Regions from separate parts of the Homo sapiens genome. Here region 1 is linked to region 2. Evidence: read pairs that join two places in POLR2A ChIA-PET (ENCODE). Cell type or tissue: MCF 10A. All regions are shown on one strand. Links, peaks and the distances in the headings refer to the core of each region. The heading gives the core; the rest is flanking DNA. Region 1 overlaps TMPRSS11F (transmembrane serine protease 11F). Region 2 has its middle 23 kb from the start of TMPRSS11F.

Region 1 (4,405 bases), core at 245-4,244, 78 kb after region 2:
GTGACAGAGCTGGAAGCTCAGGGCATCATCATCTGTGAACTGGCCTTTGTAGTCTACATGGTTGCCCCCTGGCTTTGGTGTGGCAGCCTGCGTATGAGTGGGTAATGCTGTGGGAACAAGGAATCATGAGCAGGCTTGGTGTTCCCACTTTACTGTTCTCCTGTGTGCCAGTGTGTGTACACTTGCAGCAAGTGTTTTACTGTTGTTTTGAAGGGTGTGGTTGCCTATGTATTTACCATTGACAACGATATTATTTCCCTTTGTGAGCCAAGTGATGCCTGTTTTTGCTCGTCTTCATCTATTTGATGCACTTGCAGGTACCTTTGGTGGAGTCATGAGAGGCACAGGAAAATGGAAGATTGGTGCTATCTTGACTGCCATTGGTTATGGGAAAACCTTTTTTCTTTTCCCATGGGAGTATCTCTGATGTTTGCTGCTAAACTTGGGATAATAGGACTCTGGTCTGGATTGAGCGTGTCTTTCAAAACCTTTTCTCTTTAGTGTACATCTTGAGAATAAACTAGAGTAGAGTTGCAGAGCAGGCACAGGTTTGAACTAGTCTAAAAGGGTACAAAGAGACTATAGCTACCCCAATAGAGCTACCTATCCCAGAAAGAGAAGTAACCGATGGAGTGATTTTGCCTGATATTGTCAGACCAGAGTGCCAGATCACACAACTAATGGAAGAAAACACCCAATATGCAGTGCCCTCTGTTGGGGATGTTTTGACATTGAGACAGTTGATTTTCTATTGTGGAATAGCTTTAGCTGTTGCTATTGCTATCCTTTTAGCAGGAATTTTAATAACAGTTTTCAATGACTATAGTTAAAGCAGAAAAATTATCACCAGCCTTCAACTAGAAATGGTAATTATATGCCTTATATTAAGCATGGAAGGCGACCTTGTTATTTGGACAGTGGTTTTACTCTCAACTCTGGGTGGAAAGGTGATGTCTCCATGGTTATTCTGAGAAACTGTGTTATTTTAATGGAAATCAAGAAAGGAGGTATAACTTTAAGCAAACTTTTGTCTGTTAACTGTAACATAATTTCTAAGTATGTAAATTTGATTTTTCCTGCTGTAAGTGTTCTTTATTCTTTTTTTTTTTTCTTTTTTTGGAGACAGAGTCTCACTCTGTTGCCCAGGCTGGAGTGCAGTGGCCTAATCTTGGCTCACTGCAAGCTCCGCCTCCCAGGTTCAGGCCATTCTTCTGCTTCAGCCTCCCGAGTAGCTGGGACTACAGGCGCCTACCACCATGGCCAGCTAATTTTTGTATTTTTAGTAGAGACGGGGTGTCACCTTGTTAGCCAGGATGGTCTCGATCTCCTGACCTCATGATCCACCCGCCTTGGCCTCCCAGAGTGCTGGGATTACAGGTGTGAGCCACCGCACCCAGCCTATTCTTTCTTATGTTGAATATCTTTCTTCTTCCAGGAAAATGGTTCATTGTCCTATAAACTGTTATTGGTGACCTAGTTTTCTTTTATTTCTCTTAATGTGCTTAATCTTGTCACTGAGTATATATTAAGTACCTGTTCAAGTCCTGTCTAGGATATTGCCATACAAGCTTTTACAAAATAAACACCTTAAAATGAAAGAGAGAGAGAGAGACAGACAGAGAGAGAGACTTTGAAGGTAGGGATGGGGCAAAGTAGGGGCCAATGAAGGGGTAAGATTGTGTTGAAGGAAATATTGAACTTGAGGCAGGGTCTAATATACTCAGGTTTGCATTTTAAAGATATCATCCTGGTTGCAGTATTCGGAGGGAACAACTGAGGGGACAGAAGATAGGGTAGAACCACATCAACATGCCATGAGGAGGCTGCTGCAAAGGCCCAAATACAAGTTTCTAAGGAGCTGATTTGAGACCATAGCAATGAGATTGAATCAAGGAAAGTGGATTTAACATTTAGGAGGTAAAGTCTACTGGGCATTATTACTACATTAGAAGAGTCAGGGAGAGGAAGGAATCTTGTGGGGAGGGAGACTTTCCCTACTCTGACAGGATGTAGAAATTGGGGGCAAAATTTACCATGGAAATAGATCTTATGTAAACTTACATTGACCTGTTATTCCGACTGATAACTCTCAGCCCAGTGCTTTTTAAAAAAATTTTTTAATCTATTTATTATTTATTTTGAGACCAGATTATGACTCTGGCTGATTTTTGTATTTTTGGTAGAAATGGAGTTTGCCATGTTGCCCAGGCTCATCTGGAACTCCTGGGCTAAAGCAATCTATCCACCTTGGCCTCCCAAAGTGCTTGGATTACAGGCGTGAGCCACTGCACCCTGCTAGCCCAGTGCTTTTTTGACAAAAAGGCAGTGCCTCAATAGCCAGCTGGAATCAGAACCCTTTATGAAATCAGTTTCCTGAATACTGAAAAATTTCCAATGGCTTAGACTGGGAAAGCTAAGTAATGAAATGCTGATGGTATAAGAGTGTGGTGAAACTTATTCCCAAGCATAGTACCAGTTGTGAAATCCTGTCTCTCATAGAGATGACTAACAAGTGAGGGTGTCAGAGTCACATGGCAGAAGTCATTTCAAGTCATGTCAAATGGTCTAGTGATGACATAATCATTTAAGAAATCAACAAATTCTATCAATACTGGATGAGATGCCATATTTGGGATGAGTGCAGCAAACAAGGTAAGCTTTCTTAGAAATAGGGATGCTGTCTTAAAAAATAGCATGTACTTTTAATTTACTTGACAGTATTTAAAACTATCATCAATAGCTTAGTAGATACCAGACAAGGTGTAAAATATGTGACATAATTTCACTTAATTCTCAAATCAACTGTATAAGGCAGATATTGTTGTTATCCCATTTTACAGAGGCTTAGCAAAGTTGAACAATTTTGTTGTGGTTATTTGGTTCCACAAAGATTAGACCCCAGGTTTAGTCTTACAACTGTCAGTGTACCCATTAACATGACTGGGAATAAGCTGAAAATCTTTTTTATTTTTATTTTTTTGCCCAAGTCTCTAGATAAGACAAGGAATAACACTTTTCTTAAGACTAATACTTCTTTTAAAAAATTATTTTTTTATTTTACTTTTAAGTTCTGAAGACTAATACTTATTTTTTAAAAATCAGATGTCTAGGATATTTCGACATTCTTCTGTAGGCGGTCGATTTATCAAATCTCATGTTATCAAATTAAGGTATGTAAATTTGGTTTATAATTTCAAGTTAATACTGTTAAGATGAGGTATTTGATGAACCTAATTGCTTAGCTGCCCTGAGCAAGTCTTTACAGCAACACAGAGATTTCATAAATCTTGAGCAGCCCAAGGTTTCCTACTTATTTCCCAATCACAATAGAAAGTCGTAAGGTGCTTTGTGACAAGAAAATCTCAGCTATTGGATACAAAAAGAGGAAACAAACACAAGAAACAGGGGAATGACACAGTTAACATTCCCTCTTCCCCCCGTCTCTTAAGCTAGGGGCTAAGTAGAACTTAACGTCTTTTTCATTTTCCTCATTTTAAGCCTACTCCACCAGAAGACAATGACTTTCTCCACAGTAAAGTGTTTCTTTCATGACAGTGCATGTTTATTGTTAGTTTAAAATGGCTTTTCATGTCTTTCCTTTTTCTCTTGCACTTCTTTCTTTCATACCTTCTTGACTTTTTCCTTTCTCCTTTCCACTTTTCTCTCCTCCCTCTCTCCTTCTTTCCCTTTCTCCTTTTCTTCCTTCCTTCTTTTCTTTTATCTCTCAAATTAAATTCATTCTGAAAAGATTTCTTGAGGCTTTTTAACCCTGCACATCACAATTTAAATTTATATATTTGAACTGTTTATCAAATGATTCTCTTTTATAACTGCTTTCTTTAATCATTTATCTATTAACAGACCACCAGACCCCAAAATGTCAGTGCTTTAATATAGTAAAGGTTTATTTCCTTTTTATGGTACAGTCCAAAGAGTCAGAAGTTGGGGCAAGGGTGTGGGTGCCAATCAAGATTATGAAATGAAATTGCCCACTGGATCTTCTGCATCTGGTTGGCAGACAAGGGAAGAGTGAGAGCAAGGAAAATGCCATGAGAGGTTTTATTAGAAGCCAGACCTGGAAGTGGGGAACATTATTTCTTTCCATATTTCATTGGCCAGATTCATTAGAAAGTTTCAGTAAACCTCAGGAAAGCCCAGGAAATGGAATCTACCTCTATGCTCAGGAGACAAAGGAAACTAGGTTTGGTAAACAAAAGGATCCTCCCTGTCACACCACTTCTAAAGAATAATGACATTAGTTACAGCTTTTGTTCAAAATGCCTTAAAAAGCAAGCCTTTTAAGTATGTATAAAGCATGATTTCACCAACATCTCCGCCCGCAAACCCCTCTAAACTATGAGCTAAGTAAGGACAGTGAACAACTGTTTTCAGGTAGGTATTTTAT
Region 2 (4,405 bases), core at 114-4,113:
AAGGATATAATCCCTGATATGCTTCATTATCACAGTGTGTATGTGTATGCTTTTATTTTGTAATAATTTACTGGCAAAGTTTATTTCCTTATGGTGGCAGCCCTTATGTCAGTGCTCACGTTGGAGAGTTAATATTTGTGAAAACACTGCAGGGACTGCTCTGGGGATAGACAGACAAGCTGGTTTTCGATCAGTGATCTCAGTTCTGCCTCCATGTGGAAGCCCTTATTTCTCAGGGCTACTGCCATTCTTGTTGCTATCTCTGTTGCTGTTAGCACCATTGTTTTTACCAGTGTGGATCCGATTCCCACCCTGGCAGCCCACTCAGGTCTGCAGCACCTTGAACGTGCATACCAGACAACCAGACCCACTGCTCTCTGCCTGTGCTGTCCATCAGGCCCAGGACCTGACAGCTTGACTAAGTGGCATGTTCATGCTGTCATCCATGAGTATTGTGTTGCCTCTACTCAAATGCACATTCAAATATAAAATTGTTAAGAATTTAAATATGGCAAGAATAAAACTTCAAATCTAGCAAGGGCCATTCTAGTGGGTGATGCTTTATAAGACTACACAAGTTGCACTTTCCTGAAGCCATCCCTGGGATAAGTATTCTTATTTTCTCTATCAAAAAATTTGCAAATTAAGGTTGAAATATCACCTCCACAATGTTATATAACTAATAAACAGAAGAGCTGAAAATTAAATCCAAATATATCTAATTCAGTTGTGATTCTCTGCCATATGGAAAAATTCACTTCTAAAAGTTTTCTTAAACTTCCGATCAGTCACAGGAACTGCTAATGACTTATTCATTCTATTGAAGAAGTAGCTTAATTTTTCTGTGGGAAATATCTTGTTCCTAGTTCCAAAGCCAAAAAAAAAAAGGGGGTCCGTGGTTTTCACATTGTTAGTAGATTAAATGTTGTCATGAATGAATGAAGGAATGAATGAATGAGTGAATGGCTCTGAATAAAGTTCAGTCTCTCAATTATAGCTTGGGCAAGGTCTTTCAGCCCACACTCCAGAGCACTACCTCTCAGATTTGAATCCCAGCTGGAACACTTATTTACCGAGTAATTTGGGGAATATTGCTTAATTTCTTTGTGCCTTATTCATTGTTCTCCCATTGGTAAAACAGTAGTAACAAGAATAGGGGGTTCTCACTGAGATTATAATGAATTAGTCCACATAAAGCTCTTAGTAAATTGCCTGGCATATATTAAGTCTGCAATCAATGTTAGCATTTATGTAGCTCTTAACATTTCATAACAGTTTTGTATTTGTGGATATGAGGAGTGAAGAGTTAAGAAAACCCAAAATTTTAAGAGTGATTATCTCCAGGTGATGGGATTATGAATATTAAAACTTTATATTCTTATTTATTTTCTAAATTTTGTACAATTTTGTATATACTAATACAATAAAAGTATTTTAGTAATGTGAAGAATATAATATTTCTTATCCCTCATCCAAAGTCATCTAAATTTTCCCTCTCTCTCTCTTTCTCTGTCTCTCTTCTACCCTCATCACCCCCATACACATGGACACACACACACACACACACACACACACACACACACACACATGCTGAGACCCATGATAATATAAATTTAGAAAAATATATACATAGATCAATCATGTACTTTGGAATAAAGTTGCCAGATTTTATAATAAAAATACAAGACACCCAGTTAAATTTGAATTTTAGTAAACAATAATAATTTTTATAATAAATATGTCCTAAATATTGCTTGTCTTAGAAAATAAGTGGCAACCTTAAGACCTGGGCAGTACAGTTCTGGGGTATAGGAGTATGTCAAATATTGCATGTACCATACACTACAAAACTTATTTTCATCTGAAATTCAAATTCAGTTGGGCATCTTGTATTGTATCCGGTGACTCTACTTTTTATCTCTGTTGGCAGATTAATGCCAATTTCCCCTGTCCCTATTTCTAGCCTGATCTATATGTAACAAATAAAGGAATTCTTTTCAAATCTTTTTTTTAATTGAGGTATAATTGACATACAAAAAAGCTGTATGTATTTAATGTGTGCACCTTGATGAGTTTGGAGATAAGTATACACCCATGAAACCATTACCATAAACAATGCCATAGACTTAGACATTGATATCTCAATATTCCGCCACAAAACAAAATGCTTAAAACACTCAAGCGTGTAATTTTTGCTCCCCTCCCAAGTTCTTGTTCTATTGCACGCACGCACATGCACACACACGCACACACACACACAGCCACACATGCAGAAACATATCTTCTCTTTTCTATCACACATCCCCCTTCTTACTGTCATAATGGCCCATTGTCTCCATTCCTGTTGTCTATAATATTTTTTTAAAGGAGTGAGAAAGCAGAACTAAAAAATTATACTAAGGAGGTAAGGTAAAATAGTTTGAATCAGAGTAACATATCCTGTTCTTGTCCCCTCACATCTGGGATGTGTCTCTCCAGTTACTGCGTGAGTCATGAGTCATGGTCTTTCCTTTGCTGTGTTGAATCACAGGTAGTCTTTGTGAAAATGCTCTGGTATCAGTTCTTATACTGACAAAGGACATTTTTTTTGAGAGATAAATTAGCCTTAGCTGAATCATCCATTCGTCTGCTGCTTGCTTCTTTGCTTACTATTTTCATTGGTTTCTTTTTAGCTGAGGGCTTAGCTTTTTTGTAGTATCAGGGATTATGTCTGGCTTCTGCTGTCTATTTATCTTGGTTGTATTTCCTTTTAAATCGCTCAATAGATATTTGACATTTGGGCTTCTACACTGACTCTTTCTTAATCCCATCTCTCTGTGATACCATCTCTTTTCTAATTTTTAAAAATCACCTTTCAGTAAAAGGTGGTGATGCCAAGAATGAGTTAACTCTGTCAGGAAGTCAGCCATATAGATCCCAAGAGGCCTCATATCCATTGTCTGGGATTCAACAGCCCTTACACTTGTGGAATTAGAGAAAGAGGTGAGAGATATTGGCAGTTACTGTTAATTCACAGCCTTTGCTTAAATTTTGGAGAGGAGGCATGCAGAAAACTTTAGTACAGAGAAGAGACCGACATATATCAACATTTACCCCTAGATTATAGCTGACATAGTATAGTAGAAAAAGTCAATCTCTGCAAACTAAAATCTTGGCCCTACTCCTTACAAGCTGTGTGACTTATAATTTGGTCATTAACCTCTCTGAGTATTGGTTTCTTCATACATTAAAGGGGGATAATAATACCTCAAGTACTCTTCTGTGGATTAGACATAATATGATTAGGCATATGGCACATGATAGAAAATCAGTAGTTTTTTATCTAGATTGTTATGCTTTCATAATTGGAAATTTAAGGTTGAAAATCATTAAACTATTTTCATATATAAGTAAAGATACCATTGTGTCTATGAAGTTCAACTTTCCTCAGGATTTGATTGTGTATATCATAGTTGTGCTGTGAGAAAATGAGAGGAACAATGTGTCCTTTAGCTATTTCTGATTGGACGGTAAGTCATAAACGATTTCAACACAAGAGAACTCCTTAAAAAACACATCCAAGAAACTTGAGATCCTAGTTAGGGAAAAACCCAAAGGTATTATACATGTCAACCTTGCTTTGTTTTCTTATCCTATTCTTACCTGTAGCCTAACAAAGGCACACATTAAACACATTCATATTATGATGCTCGTCTCATAATGTAATTGTTTAAAGACACTTTCTATGTACATGATTTTGAATGGATGTATATTTTTATAAATCTAATAATGTATTCTACATTACTGCCTTTAAGAGAGAAAAGCAAAAGAGAGTTAATGATTTAAGAAAAAATCCTGAGAGTTCCAGAATGCAAGATCTTTATACTGGGATACTCTACTTCCTATAAATTTCTTAACTGGAAGTTTCCTATAACTGTACTGATATGTTAAAGGATAAACCATAGTTAAATATGGAAGCCTAAATTCACACAAGTCAAAAGGGGAGATGTTCAGCTGAGGTTCCACGTGGAGTAGGGAAAATTTAAAAAAATAGAAGAAAATGAGCGACTAGAATATCTAATGGTTTCCATAGTTAAGGAAAAATGGGAGATAGTATTACTGTCAGAAGATTCCATTCGTTATGTTCTCTATAAAAAGCACAGTATTGTGGGAAATACAATATGACAAGTATATGTAATAAGGTAATATTTTAAAAATGTCATCATTGTGCCTTTCTCTTTTGCATTTTTTCATGATGAAGAACCCCCCATCATGCCAAGGATATCCATTTGCCTTGGGTTAGGAATTTTACAATGGAAATTTTGTAAGAGAAAGATACAACTTTTGAAATCCAAAGTAAAATTTGTTTGTAGTTGAGGCAAAGCCATAATTTGAAAGCTAAGCTTTGTCATGAAAAAAAAAAAAA

What was found. Peaks named below come from ENCODE experiments on the same cell type or tissue, not always from the same donor. Only the 100,000 strongest peaks of a DNase experiment are listed, where the experiment ranks them.
Region 1: POLR2A ChIA-PET joins it to region 2 with 5 read pairs; 2 of 35 experiments call an interaction of 5 or more read pairs at or near these places.

What each region holds. Positions count from the first base shown.
Region 1 is chr4:68,072,707-68,077,111 of GRCh38, reverse strand. TMPRSS11F (transmembrane serine protease 11F) reads left to right here. Exons shown (of 10, transcript NM_207407.2): 4 at 3,103-3,170. LOC550113 (a long non-coding RNA gene) reads right to left here. Exons shown (of 3, transcript NR_046116.1): 3 at 3,879-4,007. It also overlaps the pseudogene LOC100420693. Among named protein-coding and RNA genes, the nearest start is that of TMPRSS11F, 55 kb to the left of the region's middle. In MCF 10A, for the core only: no CTCF peak of the experiment used is centred there; a DNase peak (open chromatin) is centred at 2,491.
Region 2 is chr4:68,150,753-68,155,157 of GRCh38, reverse strand. No RefSeq gene overlaps it. Among named protein-coding and RNA genes, the nearest start is that of TMPRSS11F, 23 kb to the right of the region's middle. In MCF 10A, for the core only: no CTCF peak of the experiment used is centred there; a DNase peak (open chromatin) is centred at 2,507.